2 separate regions of the Mus musculus genome follow, and region 1 is linked to region 2. Evidence: chromatin loops called from intact Hi-C (ENCODE). Cell type or tissue: left cerebral cortex. All regions are shown on one strand.

Evidence for each region. Peaks named below come from ENCODE experiments on the same cell type or tissue, not always from the same donor. Only the 100,000 strongest peaks of a DNase experiment are listed, where the experiment ranks them.
Region 1: a loop joins it to region 2, with 4 times the contacts of the local background. A loop is called at or near these places in 8 of 42 quality-filtered maps.

What each region holds. Positions count from the first base shown.
Region 1 is chr12:26,292,934-26,300,933 of GRCm38, forward strand. No RefSeq gene overlaps it. Among named protein-coding and RNA genes, the nearest start is that of Gm29968, 44 kb to the left of the region's middle. In left cerebral cortex, a CTCF peak has its summit at 3,263 (motif pointing left); a DNase peak (open chromatin) is centred at 3,257.
Region 2 is chr12:25,031,143-25,039,142 of GRCm38, forward strand. Kidins220 (kinase D-interacting substrate 220) reads left to right here. Exons shown (of 32, transcript NM_001081378.1): 23 at 5,312-5,490; 24 at 7,182-7,408. Among named protein-coding and RNA genes, the nearest start is that of Gm36236, 60 kb to the left of the region's middle. In left cerebral cortex, no CTCF peak of the experiment used is centred here; DNase peaks (open chromatin) are centred at 3,047 and 3,534; H3K4me3 peaks cover 407 bases; H3K27ac peaks cover 1,055 bases.

The sequences.
Region 1 (8,000 bases), 1.3 Mb after region 2:
AAGAGAAACCACACCAGAGCACAATACTGAAATCTGATTTTTGGTTAAATCACAGGGGAAAATAACCTTTATTAAGTATTCAGAATATAGTTGTGGCAGACAAAACTATGAGACCAAATTACAACACAAGAGCAATCTTTTAAACCTCTTACAAGGAAACTTAATAATCTTCCATCTAAACAATCCTTTGTTCAGAGACGAGAGAATATCAAAATCCCTACTCTGAGACTACACAGTATTTAGACAAAACCACAAGAATATAAAATGCCACAATCTACAGAATGTAAGTGTAAGAACTGGGTAGGGGTAGGGGGACACCCCCCCCCATTGCTTTAGAGAGGAAGTGTAAAGGGAAACACCTGGTGTCTTTGTGCTTTTCTGTTACTATGATAAAATGCCATGATCTGAAGCAACTTTAGGGTAAAAAGGTTTCCGTCGACTTACAGTTCTAGGTGCCTGGAGCAGGAAACCTACTAATCACAGTTTGAAGGCAACACTAAAGAACCTTGGGAGCAAACTGGAAGTGGGGAGAGCCATAAGTTCTCAAAGCCCATCCTAAAAGTTCCATGACATCTGTAATGGTGCCACCAGCTAGAGAGAAAGTGTTCAAATACATGAACTTGTGGTTATAGTTTACACTGCAGCTCCCACACCCTATCTAATGCTTAGTGTTGGTCAGGGTTCTAGAGCAACAGAATCATAGAATTGGTCTCACTCTATACAGAGAAAGGAGATTTATTAGAGTGGCTTGCAGGCTATGGTCTAGCCAGTCCAAGAATGGCTGTCTCTGCATGGAAGATCCAAGATTCCAGTAGTTGTTTAGTTCATGAGGATGCTGACAAAGGTTCATGCTGGTCTTCAGTGTACACCAGAATTCCAAAGAAGTAGGCTCTAAGGCCAGTGAAGGTATGGACTTCCTAGTGAGATAGAGAGAAGGCAAAGAGAGCAAGCTTCCTTCTTCCACGTCTCTTATCTAGGCTACCAGCAGAAGGTGTGGCCCAGGTTAGAGGTGTTTTTTCCCCAGCTCATAAGACCTGGATTAATGACATGTCTTCCCACCCCAAAGACCATGATCAGAAGTGGATCTCCCTAGCTTTTCTTATTAAAAAAACAAAAAACAAAAAACAAAAACAAACAAACAAAAAAAAAAACCCATCCCTCTCAGGTGTGTCTAGCCATTTTGGGATTTTAGTTAATTCCAGATGTTGTCAAGTTGACAACCAAGAATAAATGGTCATCACATTGTTCAACTCAAGAAATTAAATAGATAAAATTAAGAAAAATAAATGGATGAGCTGAAGAAAGCCACATTTGTTTGCTTCGCCGGGTAGTAATGGGATTGGAGAATGGAACCAAGACCTGGTTTTACATTTCCGGTGGTGATTATAGCAAAAAGCTGTGAAGTGATCTAATAACAGTGACCGTAGACCTACAGGGAGAGAGAGAGCAAAGGTGACCAGGCTGGGCTGAAGATCATAAATGAATCCCAAGATGGGGAAGATAAGGGCTCAAGTCTCATCTCCACTGACACCAGCAGTGTGACAGTGCTCAAAACAGAGCTGCTACAAATGAACCCTATTCTTGTCCAGTAAGTCATCTCACCAGCAATCCCGGTTTCTAAGATGTATGTGGGGGAGCATCACACATCACCTGAGTAGAGCAAAAGGTTTCTAAACAGGAGTAGGAATCAGGGAAGAAGTTGGAGACTCCCGGCCCGTTTGACAGTGCTGCAAGACGTCAGTGACATCAGTTCCAAATCATCAAAGAGGAAACGCAGAGAAAGCCGCGTCTTAAAAGGAATCAAATTTCGTAATGAATATTACCAGACATTATCCAGGAGCTCAGTCGACGAGGGCTTGCAGAGCAGGGGGAGATAATTCTGGGATGGAGAAGACAATCCACTTATAGAAAAGCTACTTATGCAATTCTCAAATCGATTGGATGGGAGGGGCAAGTGCTGCCATAGCTCCTGTTAAAGTCCCTGGTGAAGTGTGGCTCACAAGAGCCCGTCCTTTTCTTCCGGCGGCTTTTAATTCTAACCTTCCTTACACTGGACTGGAGTTATCCGACCTAGCGAACTCACATGCTTTGCCGGACCCACTGCAGGGTCCATGGTTTCCAGCCACGTGGATTCGGGTCTACTGTACCTCGCTGAGGTTAACAAAGGGCCTGGCACTCATGCCAAGGTGCCTTACAGATATATCAACCCCACCTGCCTCACAAGTGCTCAAGGCCTGCGAAGAATAGATGCGCTATTGAGAAAATGATTAGCAGGGTGAAAAGGCAGGAACGCGGAACTTGGAAGTGTGAGAAACTCAGTGACGTTCTGGATGTAGACAGGATACAGTTTTGTCACAACTGGGGCTGCTTCTGAAGGGTGAAGGGTGGAGAACCCTCACCAGAAAAATGAATGGGGAATGAACAGCGTCTACCTGGGCCATGGTAGTGGTACCATCGCCATATGGCATGGGGGAAAACCTATGTCACTGGTGGCTAACGCCCTCACAGAGATACTCTTCAAGAAGGTTGTTCAGGTAAACGTACCTGCTTTAATTAGAATGATGAACAAATAAACTTGTTTTATTTAGAAAGATGACTCTAGCTGAGTATATTCTCCTCCCCAGGGTGTGCGAAATTCTTTGTCCTATTCACCCACACTAGGCAAGCACTCAGACAGTGGGCTCTCTCGTCTGTCCTTTTTCTTGATGCTTTGAGACATGGTCTTACTTCACTGCCCAGGCTGTCCTTGAACTTTCGTTTCTCATGCCGAGGCTTGTGAAGGACAAAGGATTTGAAGCCCCGACACCGGCCCCACTCAGGATATTTGTTTCCAGGGGACACCACCTTCCTGCGTGGTGGAGCCACGTCTAGGATGACCTTAGTAGGAAGAGCTTCGAGGGATCTCCAATTAGTGAGCTGAGAAAAGGAAGGCCGACCTGACCATCCTATCCATCCCCAGCTCCCCACTCAAACCCCACTTGGAGACAGGGCCTTGCCTTGGATCATGATAGAGAAGATATTTCCCAAGAAGTTGGAAAGGACGGGTGTGAGAAGAAATGCACAAGGACAGACACAAAATCCATGTCTCAAACCATTGTGAGAGAGAGAGAGAGAGAGAGAGAGAGAGAGAGAGAGAGAGAGAGAGAGAGAGAGAGAGAGAGAGAGAGAGAGAGAGAGAGAGAGAGAGAGAGAGAGAGAGGAAGCAAACAAACAAAACTACTAACAAAACAGATCCTAGAAATATTGAAACACGATGCTTCCATGCCACCTGCTGGCCATGCTGGATCATTGCATGCTGGCTATTCTACCTACCTACCTACCTACCTACCTACCTACCTACCTACCTACCTACCTACCTACCTATCTATCTATCTATCTATCTATCTATCTATCTATCTATCTATCTATCTATCTATCTATCTATCTATAGATTTCTCTCCTCATAAACCCCCTCACTCACTGCAGGACCTCCTCCAAACTCCTGCCCCTGATTATTTAGCACACACATTTATGATGTATTTAGGCCTATTTTATTTTTCTCCCTTCCTTCCTTCCTTCCTTCCTTCCTTCCTTCCTTCCTTCCTTCCTTCCTTCCTTCCTTCCTTCCTTCCTTTTTCAAAAAAGCAGATTTCTCTCTGGCATCAATCTACTTCCTGCAACCATTTGACTTCGTTATGTGTCCTTTGCCTCCCCCTCTCCACCATTCCTCCTATACCAGTCTGTATCCTCCATTTACTTCCATGAAGATGGAATTTGACAAGATCGTCAACTACTTCCTTACTGTAAGAGATAATGAATGCTCTCAGCAAGATCCCACAGAGCTTTCCTCTGCAACCTTAGAGGAAATCCAGAGCTCCTTCGAGGTATTTTATTTTCCACTCATGGCATTTCCCTCTACCACCTGGGAATTCTGGGAAATATGGTCCCCTCTGCTGCTTCTCCATCAGTGTTGTTCTCCTGCCTTGAGTCTATTCTTGTTGGATATAGCCCTTCATGCACACCTCCTGCTCTCTCTCATGCACACCTCCTCCTGATGCCCTACTGCCCTTCTATGCAAAAGTGGTCCCAAAAGTCAAACCTTGTGCCCATTATCTTGTTGGGCTTTCTTCTAGGTCGGGCTGCACCTGGGATTTCCACTGGGCTTCTCCGTGTTCCTAACTAAACTCACAGTGCCCCCCTCTCCATTCTGCTCCTTCTCTGCATTCAAACCCCCCCAAGACCCTGAACATCCACAGCAGGAGCCCAAACAGAGCCCTTGAGGCTGCCACATGTCCCCTTCGAATGGTCTTCCACATCCATCCTGCAAGCAGCTTTTAAGTGTGTCCTCTTTGCTCCAAACTAGCTGCCTAGGCTCAACTATCTCTCTGCTGTCTGGACTGCTGCTGTTGCACATGACACCTCCTCTGAACTGGAACCATTCTCTCCAAACCAGAATGCTAGGCCCTGGAAGGAGGGGGGAGGTCCAGGAGCTGCCAGTTGTCAATAGGAGGTAAGTAAAGTTTCACGTCTATAGGAAGGAAAGAAGCCTCAAGGTTCTTCAGGGCCCCTACCAAAAGAATAAAAGGAAGCAAACAGTTCTTAGGGAGCGAAAACTCTGACCAGACAAACTGCAGATGCATGGTTGGATCCTGTTGGGAAGGCTGGGCTTTCTGGCAATGCAGCTGTCTTTGAGTTATCCCTGCTCATTGCAAGGAACTCCTTTACCCATGCTCCAGTTGGAAGACCGCAGGAAAAATAACCAAACCAACCAACCAACCAACCAACCAAAAAACACTCATTGGTTCACCAATTGATTGGTGCAACTGTTACATTGGTCTATCCTGGGCTTCCTTTCTCGGATGAGTAGGTGTGTGCATGCTTGATTGTTTGTGATTGTGTGTGTGTATGTCTGTGTGTGTTACATCTCCCCAAGGACCCAAGAAAAGTCTGTCTCACAGCATCTGTCAATCCTATTTTTGTGCTCTCATCCAGCATCAATGCCCACACAAGGGCCTCCAGCCCAGAAAGACTGACCATGCCTCAGCAGTTTAGGCAAAGCCTAACCTCTTAGCTTTTCTCTCTTTGCCCAATACTCAGCTCAGTAATGCTTCAGAGTGTAGTGCTAGGAAGATGATGTGTGGGCCTCACCGATGATCCCCAGTGTACATGGGCAACTGGCAGATCTCTAACAGCCACCAGTCTACAGCAGGATGAGAAATGATGGGGAGAAGACAGGGCTGTGTACCTGGAATAGGGTTGCTCGTTCTCATGGAGCAGAGACTCTGGGGCACGGTCACCTGGTCCTTCCTCTTCCATCTGATGAGTCCCCCTCTCATATTCCACTCTTGTCTTAGTTAGGGTTTTACTGCTATGAACAGACACCATGACCAACGCAAGTCTTATAAGGACAACATTAAATTGGGGCTGGCTTAGGGGCTTGTGTTTGGAGGTTTAGTCCATTATCATCAAGGGGAGGAACATAGCACTATCCAGGCAGGCATGGTGCAGGAGGAGCTGAGAGCTCTACATCTTCATCTGAAGGCTGCTAGCAGGGTGGCTATTGGACAGTTAGGATGAGGGTCTTAAAGCCCAAACTCACACCTACTCCAACAAGGCCACACTTTCTAATAGTGTCACTCCCTGGGCCAAGAATATGCAAACCATGACAACCCTCTTGATGACAGTGTGCCTACCAGCCTGACACAGCTCAGTCTTCCATTCTGGATTCATGTTTTCATTGAGTGCTACTATGCCCTTCCTCACTGCCCTAAAACTTGCCTCCTTAAAACTGACAAGGCTTTTGCTGCCTTTTGCTATTCTCTGTATTCTTGGGGAGGTAGCCATGGCAGCTTTGAGTTTCCCCAAATGAACCCTATATCTCATCCATGGAATAGTCCAGTTAAGAGGTTTCACTGTGCCCCCACCCTCTTACCGGTACCACTAGACCAGTGGATCTCAACCTGTGGATCTCAACTATTGGAAAACACATATTCCTAAGATGGTCTTAGGAAGTGAGACATGTTTAGTAGCAAAATTACACTTATAAAATAGCAAGAAAAATAAATTTATGGTTGGTGATTCCTAAGACCATGGGAAATATGTGTTTTCTGATGGGTGTGACCGACAGGTTGAGAATCACTGCACTAGCCTGTATGATTAAATGATTTTCAACTGAAGCTACTGAATTTTGGAGTTATGTCTTATTAAATAGTAGCTATCTGGCATATTTCTTGTACCTCTTTTTATTACCTACTTCAGAGTCAGATGGGAAACAATAGCTATCAGATTTGTACTATTTAAATATGGGCAATATTTGATGGGACTGGAGGCATTTCTCAGTGGTTAAGAATACTTGTTGCTCTTGTAGAAGACTTGGTTTCAGTTCCAGCACCCACATACATGGTAGCTCACAAACATTTTTAAGTTCCAGGGGATCCAATGCCTTCTTGACTCCAAGACATTGTATATGGGCATACATGGAGGGAAATACTCATATGCATAAAATACATAAGCATTTAAAATACCAGTGATATTTGTTAAGTACCCTCTTTTAGATAAAAGATCAACACTACGAAGTACATTCTCCACTATGTGTTAAGTACTCCTTCCTACCAACTACTGAAATTCTAGCAATGCACATTCATGGGTAATCTGGGAGCAATGTTACTTTTAGCAATGGAAATGCAAGACAAAGCTATAAGCCTCAGCACTGGGCCTGAAGCATGAGCTGCATAGAGCAAATGTGCCAAGAGTCCGCAGATCCTGGCAGCAGGGGTGCCAACCTTCAGCTGTGTCTGTAAGCTGGCTGTTTGGTAATGGAATTCCACCTTGGAGTAGAAATGTTGCCAATCAATGCGGGAGATAAGCCTGTCTTCGGGAAAGCCTTGGCTAGGCTTTTTATTTTGTTCATCTTGGAAGAAAAAGCCATCATCAACCACACCGTGGGCTTGGCTCCCCAGGCTGCCTCAGAAAAGTGATTGATTGCTCTCTAAATAATACAAGGCTTCCAGGAACAATAGAAGCAGCTACTATGGGCTATTCATACACATTCAACTGAAGCCTGGTGGGAAGCTAAGCTCCCATCAGGGTTCCATGCTGACACTGGCAGCCCAAAAGCAACTTAGAGGCATAAAACCGGGTAAAATAATATAGACGTGAACCGGCTTGAGGAGAAGAGTGGTCAAAGCACCATATGCTGTGTTTGCTTGGGTCTTGGGTGTTCACTCGGACTTAAGAGTGAAGCTGAGGTCTGAAAAGATACCAGTCTCTCCACCTGTGACCCCTGGTAGGGGAAGTCAAAGGGAACTAGTGATGAATTAGTGATGTCATCAAAACAGATTAGTTTCCCAGTTGATCCCACCCGCTCCATCTACTTTGTCTGAAACCATTTGTTCCTCATTCATTGAGATGCTATGGAAACCCTCAGGGTCAGCTCAGGTGCCTTCTGCTTACAAGGAACCGGGTTCCGGAAAGAAAACAGACACGTGGAAGTCCATCCAGTTGCCAACACTGTCCTACTGCGTCAGGAGAAGAAGGAGGGATCAGCAGATGCTGCTCAGGCATGGGGCAGTGTGATGGATGCATGTTATGGAAAGTGGAATATGACCGAGAACGTCTCTACTAGGCCTCTTGGAGAAAGCCAGGTGTTTCTCCGTGTAAAAGGAGACTATGAGAAGGGCTCCATAGTGTTTTGGGATTTGGACAACAGTGAAGGATGCTGGCATGGGTAGTGAAGAAAAGAAAGAAATGCTAGAGCCAAAGAGGGAACAGTTATTTGGGACTCCAGAAAAAAACACATTGCACATTTCCCTCCATTTTGCTTTGGGTGTGTTCTGGATGAAGTTTGTAAGAGAAAAGGAATTCAGAGCCCACTGGGATGAGAGTCTCTTCCAGCCAGTCTAGGTTTGGGGGACAATGGAAATATCCAGCTTGTGGGACATCCATGGTGACACATAGTGGCATGTGTGCACTAGAGAGAGCTGTCTCTGGAGTACTTGTTTCTAGGCATCTTTCCAGAAAAT
Region 2 (8,000 bases):
AAAGGCAGAGGCAGAGGCAGAGGCAGAGAGAGAGGCAGAGGCAGAAGGATATAGAAGAGCCAGGCTTCTCTTAGAGGTGGACCTTCACCTGGATCACACACTCAAAAGATTAAAGAAGTAGCAGTGGCCTTTGCCAGGTGACAAGATAATTAGGCACTCATATGTCACTTGGGGAGCAGTCAGGTGTGCTTCACATTAAGTAAACACTACAGTTATATGCTTGCTGGCTTATACTGACTTCAGTGTTTATGGTAAGGGGCAGTGTCTGAGAAGCTAGAGAAGTGGCTTGTGGTTAAGAGTACTAGCTGTTCAGGCAGAGGACCCTGGTTCAGTTCCCAGCCATCCAGAATTCCAAGTCCAGGAGATCTGATTCCTCTTCTGACACTCTGCACCAAGTATGCATATAATGCATATACATACATGTAGGCAAAACACCCATACATGCAAATAATAAATACATAAATTGATTTAAAAACATAATATTTGTTTGGAGCAGTAAATTATCTCTCTTTCACCAACTGGTGTTCCAGCCAGAGTGACAAGACAAGAAAAATAGAAGGAACCAAATTATATAGTAGTTGTAAAACTATCTCTAATTACAGATACTAAGATACTGTATAGAGAGTATCCCAAAAAGTCTACAGGAGAGCTACTAACAATAAATCCAACAGTGTTGAGGATACAGATCAACACAAAAATCATTTGTGTTTCTGATCTCATGCTGTAGATAATCTGAAAGGGTATTTTATTTAACCAAGGCAGTTAAAGAATGTCCATTAAAAGCCACAGCATTGCTAAAAGAGATGAAGGAAGATGAAATAAGTGGGAGGACACTCAGTGTTCATGGACGAGGAAATTTAATAACTAGGATATTGTAGCTACCTGAAATTCCCTTCAGAGCCAGTGGAAAAACCTTTGAAAAATCCCAATAACCTTCATGTGAAGAAAGGGCAACGTTTTTGAAGAAAAACGGAATTCAAAGGCTCACACTTCAAAGCTCACACAACCTACAGTGTGGCAGAGTTATCAAGAACACACACAAGGCAGTCAAATAGAACAAAGCCAGACAACTATGGCTACTAAGGCATGTCACTTGGGGCAAGAGTGTCAAGTCTGTTCAATAGAGAAAGTCTGCCTGTTCAACACACAGCTCTTGGACAATAGATTCCCATATTCATCCCTACCTCACAACACAGACAAGAAGAAGTCAACGTGCCCCACCAATATTTTATTTAAGATTTATTTATTGATGTATTAATTACACTGTGTCTGTCTTCAGACACACCAGAAGAGGACATTGGATCGCATTACAAATGGTTGTGAGCCACCATGTAGTTGCTGGGAATTGAACTCAGAACCTCTGGAAAAGCAGCTAGTGCTTTTAATCACTGAGCCATCTCTCCAGTCCCCCACCTATTCTTTTTCAAGCACAAAATTTTGTCAGAAAGGGTAAAATTTTAGAAAGAATGTGTGTATGTGTATGTGTGTGTGTGTCTGTGTGTGTCTGTCTATCTGTCTGTCTCTTCACTTGGCAGATATTTATTAAGCAACTGTGCTATGACAGAATTCTAGGCACTGGAGATGTACTAAAGTTTTGACAAAGTTGGAGTCAAAACCAACTTTAATGGAAGGGACAGTCTGGAGAGGGAGTAAGATGTTTAAGAAGATACTTGCACTAGTAGGTGTACATCTGGCGTGCAGGAGAGTAAGGACCTTAGGTCTGTCATAGAGGAATACGAGCGTCCTTCAGGTAGGCTTCCCTAAGCAAGAGAATTGTGCTGAATGCAAAGGATGACTGAGAAGTAAGTGGGTGAAGACAGGAGGAGAGAGTGTCTAGGGTTTTGTCTGTCTTTCCAAAGATATTAGTAGTAAAAAAAAAAAATGAGTTTTATGGGGCTAGAGAGATGGTGCAACAGTTAAGAGTACGTACTGAACGCCAGAGGACTCAAGTATAGTTCCTAGCACACATATGGCAGTTGACAAACTTCTGTCCCATGATTTTTTGCACTCATGTGCACATATATCAACATTCAGGCATATACACCTATAATTTATGTCATTTAAAATTACTTTTAAAATGAGTTGTGTGGTATCTTTTGTTTCTGACTCTGGCATTACAGTGGGTGGCTTTTGTTGTTTTTTCCTTCATTGCTAGTGATTGAACCTAGGGCTTTGTGGGTGCTAAGCAAGCACCCTTTCATGAAGGTACATCCCCAGCACTGAGTGGGCCTTTCTGTCTGTATTATTGTGAGGGTCGTCTGGAAGTTAAGTTTGTCTCAAGTGTAATACAGTTCCAAGGCAGATGAGAGCTTATAAAGATGTTTGGATTGCCTAGCATTCGTGAAACCCTGGGCTTGATCATCAGTGAGTGAAAATTGGGAGGTGGAGTGGGGTGGGGGGGTAAATCTTAATTTTAATTCTTTATTGGATAATCACATTATTAGATGACCAACTTCAGAAAAAATATAATGTCCGTTTCATAAGTTATACATTATGGACCTTTAAGATATAAAATTTTCCATTTAATTTTGAGCCTTACTTTGAATAGAATTGACAGGAATGACTTATGTAAATTCTGCCAAGTAATTTATTTGTGTCTTCTATAATAAAGCACTGTCATTTATCATCAAAATGCTTTAACTTACATGGATGTTGGCATTAACAAGTGCTGTTCGATCAGTGGCATCAAAAGAAACTACACTCAAGCTTCCTGGGAGCTCAGTGATGCCTGTACTGTAAAAATGCTTTCTGTGGGCCATTTAACTGCTGGCAACTTTAGTTCACATGATTCCTAGTGCTGAAAATTTAAATTTGCTCTTAATTGAAAAGTGAAGTTATTTAAATTCTTTAAATGCTAACCTTTGGAAAAAATATCTGAAAAATAAAAGCCCATATGATTTTGATGGCCCACTGCCAAAAGATTATCATTTACATAAACGTCTCTTTTAACAGAAGGGCTTAATGCATTGAGCTCAAAAGGTTAGAATAGAGACTCCAATCTGGAGAGCAGCAGTAGACGTTTGGCTTGTGAACAGCCGCATTGTTCGCCACGCTGAGAACACTGTTCGCATTCAGGCTGAAAGCAACGCTGGCATTAGGATTCGGTTAATTTGTTTCATGTGACTTGTCAGCTGTGTGTTTTTATCTAAATCTTCCTAGCCTCTTCTTTTTGTGTGTTACACTTCTGAGAAATGAACTGCCTTTTTAACTGTTTCATTTCTAGTGTTTTTTCTACGTTTGCAAATGATACCATGTGATCGTTTTCCAGGTTTTCATTACTCATTAAATGTACTTAATAATCAGTGAGGATGCTGTTTTACTTTATTGAAAGCAATGGTATCTTAAAGAGCTTTGTGCTGTGTGCATGTTTGAGTCTGTAGCAGGAGTCTGTGAGACTCACACAGAACTGCTCGCCCTGTTTTCTCACGAGCACCCATTCTTTCCTTGTTTGCTAATTTTGTTCTCTGGATCTTCCCTCAGATGACTTTTAATATCTGGCTACCAGCCAAGTACTGGGTCTCAGCAATAAAGTGCTGATCCCAAAGAAAAGATGCAGCTGTTGCTAATCTTAGGGTTCCATCTCACTTGGGAAGAGCAGGCAAATGTTCTTTCCCCTAAAATGGAGCCCTAGTGCCACCCAGGAGCACAGGCTCTTGAGTAACTGGCCAGTGCTGTGAGGAGAGCTTCTAGAGATGCTGTTACCATAGGAAACGTGTGCGGAGGCTGTGCGGTCTCATGGCTGGCGTTTGCCTAGGTCTGCAGAGCTGTCCTCCCAGTCAGAGAGGTGGCCATGCCACCACTAGGCAGGTTTCCTCCAGGTTCATCGTGGTCCTGTTACTCTCCTCCTCACCTCCCCAAGTTCCCTGGGAACTGTGATCTGCTTCCTTCACACTGGCCAGATTCCTTACTTAATATAGCTGATTATGAGGTTTGCCCCTGTCAAGTTCAACACAGTCTACTCCCTTTTCCTGTTCAGTTGTATTCTGTGATATCAGCCTCCATCCACTCTGTACCCATCACTTAGTGGACACTGGCCCTTCTCCCAATTCTCCTGTCCACCTGTTTGAGCATCTCCGTTGTGGTTTTCATTGCTTTATCTCTGGAGCATTCGCTCACACATCTCAGATCAGCTTACTTACTCCCTGGTGGTTAGTAGGGAGAACCCAGAAGAACTGGAACATTCTGGCCATTTGTTTACTTTCAAGACAATTTCATATTGATCATTGTAACATTGTCTAGTAAGTGTTTTTAATGACTAAAATTCACTTATTTTTACATTTGAGAATTTCTGATTGATTCAAAATTATTTATGGTTTGAACTCATATAAATATGAGTTTATATATATACACACACACACATACATACATACATACACATACATACAATAAAAGAGTACAAATATATTACTATATTTGATTGACTAAATCTTATCCTTTCCAGGCTACCTTCTGTGTTTTATCATATCTATTATACAATAAGCATATATTAGTTTTACAATAGAAAATAGCCTTTTATAAAGGAAAAAAAACCTGTGCTGACACTTTTTTAGTTTGTGTGATTTATTTAAAAAGCTTTTTCCCTGGGGGAGGGGGGGGGAAGAGCCACGGTGTCACATTGAAAAATCCCAGGTTGGGCCCCCAATGGAGGAGCTAGAGAAAATACCCAAGGAGCTAAAGGGATCTGCAACCCCATAGGTGGAACAACATTATGAACTAACCAGTACCCCGGAGCTCTTGACTCTAGCTGCATATGTATCAAAAGATGGCCTAGTCGGCCATCACTGGAAAGAGAGGCCCATTGGACATGCAAACTTTATATGCCCCAGTACAGGGGAACGCCAGGGCCAAAAAGTGGGAGTGGGTGGGTAGGGGAGTGGGGGGGGGTATGGGGGACTTTTGGGATAGCATTGGAAATGTAAATGAGGAAAATACCTAATAAAAATATTTTTAAAAAAGAAAAAAGAAAAATCCCAGGTCTCAGCACCAGCCTCTCCCTCATTGTGTGATATGGGTGCGCTCATAGCCCAGTTCAGTCAGCGAGCAGGAGCAGTTGGCTGTGGTGTACCTGGTGTGTCTTCCTCTTTCTCATTGTCTCTCTAGTCCACACCCATCAGTGCAGTTCTGACTTCCTCACTGTCACCTTAGTCGTCTTGGGACTGTATTATTATTTCCCTCTTTTAGGTTCTTTGAAGGATATTTTTGAAATGAGAGCCAGTGTGTAATGTGCTCCTTGTGGACAGAAGCAACAAGGTTTAAGAATGAAGAATTTGATAGCAGCATTAATGGATTTTTCATTTCTTTCTTTTTGAAGAATATCAAAGAATATCCCAACAACTAAAGATGTTGAGCCACTTCTTGAAATTGATGGAGATATAAGAAATTTTGAAGTGTTTTTGTCTTCAAGGACTCCAGTTCTTGTGGCTCGAGATGTAAAGACCTTTTTGCCATGCACGGTAAACCTGGATCCCAAACTACGGGAGATCATTGCAGGTGGGTATTGTAGTACAGCTTTTTTTTTCTTAAAAGTCCTCAATTTTTTTTCATGTTCTGTTCCTTCTCTTCTCTCCCCCTCTCACCTCTTTCCTTCTTTCCTTCTTTCCTTCTTTCTTTCTTTCTTTCTTTCTTTCTTTCTTTCTTTCTTTCTTTCTTTCTTTCTTTCTTTCTTTTTGTTTTTTTCTTTCTGTTGTTATCTTACTTAGCTATCTAATTTTTATCTTGCTTTATGAAAAATTAAGAAATTTGAATGGAGCATCCACAGAGAAATTAGTTAGAGTAGGACTGGGCTGTTGACCTCTCAGAGTGTCAGCTATTTACTCTACTGTGTCCTTGTGCTTGCTCACCAACTCAGTTCTCCCTTTGGAACCCTGAACTTCTGTTCTTTCACATATAGTCTTGACGCTCAGATGCCACATGTTGTAATTGTCACTCTTTCATCTTCTGTTCTAATAGGGACATCCAAGTTGAGCAGAAAACAAAAATAAAACTTTACTTTCATCTTAAGTTTTTAACCAGGGCTTGAATATAACAAGGGTTAATTTATTTTAAGGCCATGCTAGGGACTAAGCCCAGGCCTTGGGCATGCTAGGCAAACACTCTGTCACTGACTGTGGCCTCACCTCTTTTCACTTTCATTTTGAGGTAAGGTCTCAGTAAATTGCCTAACCTGGCCTTAAACTTTTTTTGCATCCTGGTTTTAGAGCTCAGATGGGTTTTAGAGAGGCTATTGAGAGGCCGGTGTGCACTGGAGAGAGGCCGGTGTGCACTGGAGCATGCGCAGCTGTGTTGGAACACAAGGGTTTCATGTGATACTGCTCATCAGACCATAACTGAGCTTTCTGGGACTTATGGAGGGGTCGCCTTCAATTAGTCCTGTAAAGTGTAAGAGCTTCCCAGGTACACTCTGCGCTTGCCCATGTGTGGATGCTGAGGGAGGATAGAGCAGGCAGACAAGGGGCAATGGGATGAGTCAGGGAGTGGGCACAGAGGTACATTGGGTGGGGGGATAATTCCTGACTCTCCTTACACAGTCAGGTGATTACCACTAACTATGACTTAATGACTGTTTCAAAAGACCCAGAAGAGGCCATTTCAAATGGTCTCATCGCAGAAAAATGAAGAGTGTTTGAAGTGATGGATATGTCCATTTCCCCAGTTTGAGCATTATGCAATATATACATCTATTAAGGGAGCATATTGTGCCATAAACATGAAGTTATTATGTAACAACAAAAAATCCCAGCCCCCCAGTTCTTTTTCTCAGTGTTTACTCTAAGGCTGGAGGCTTTTGTGGCTGTCTGCTCTGTGTTGAGAGGTCGACTTGTCTCAGTTTGTAGGCTCACAGTTTAGCTCACATTGTATGTATTAGACAAATTTGAGTCTTTTGTTAGCATAACACAAATAGATCTTTAAAGAGTCAAAAATTATAGTGTTTGGTAACTGAAGAAAGAATCCAAGTGTGGTAACTATTCAAATGGTTAAGAAAAAAAAACCTCTTTTATGTACATCAATTGGGCTTTTTTTTTTTTTCCACTTAAAGCCTGTGGACTAGCGAAGATTTCCTGTCAAACTCAGCTGGAGTCACTAGCAGTGATGAAAGTATGTCCTTACTTAGTAGCTGGCAACAGGACTCATCATTAGTGTCCTGTTCTTTTTTGCTTTTTGGGTTGTGATGGAATTTTCAGATGTTCGAGCTGCAAGAGAACAGATCAACATAGGAGGCCTTGCGTATCCCCCGCTCCCTCTGCACGAAGCCCCTCCTCGGCCTCCTTCTGGGTACAGTCAGCCTGCATCTGTCTGCTCCTCCTCAGCATCTTTCAATGGGCCGTTCCCAGGCGGCGTTGTGTCCCCACAGCCCCACAGCAGCTACTACAGCGGCCTGTCGGGACCCCAGCACCCTTTCTACAACAGGGTAAGAGTCGGCACCTCGCCTTTACAGTGTCTCTTCCCAGGGGCACCATCATTCTGCCATCTCCAGGCTTGGGCACTGGTTTGGAGCTATAATTTGGCTTTAAAATAGGAAAGTCTAAGGCTTAAATGTACAAGTGTATGATTTTTTTTTAAAACTGAGTCTTGGATTTTAATATGTTCTAGAGTTCTAAAGAGTGTGAATATAAGAATATTGGCTTTTATTTTCTTGTTAAAGGAAACACTGTAACAACAATGGTTCCTTTGGTATATTTTGTTATAGAAATTTATATTGGCATTCATAACAGTGATAAATTCCTAGAGTCATTCATATCCTTAGACATATGTGAAATAATAACGGGCCCATATTACTTGAAGGATCAAATGTTATTGCCAGTTAATTCCACCATATGCCATTTTAATTTTAAATACCTTTAGTCATATATAATTCTTTGCTTAATACACAATTTATTAACTAAAAAATAAAAGCACAGTTTCCAGTGGTACCCAAACCATGTTGGATGTAGTTGCTCGAAGTGTCTGTTCTCATCTTAATGCCCTAATCGTGTAATGACACTAATGATTTCCTGTAGGAA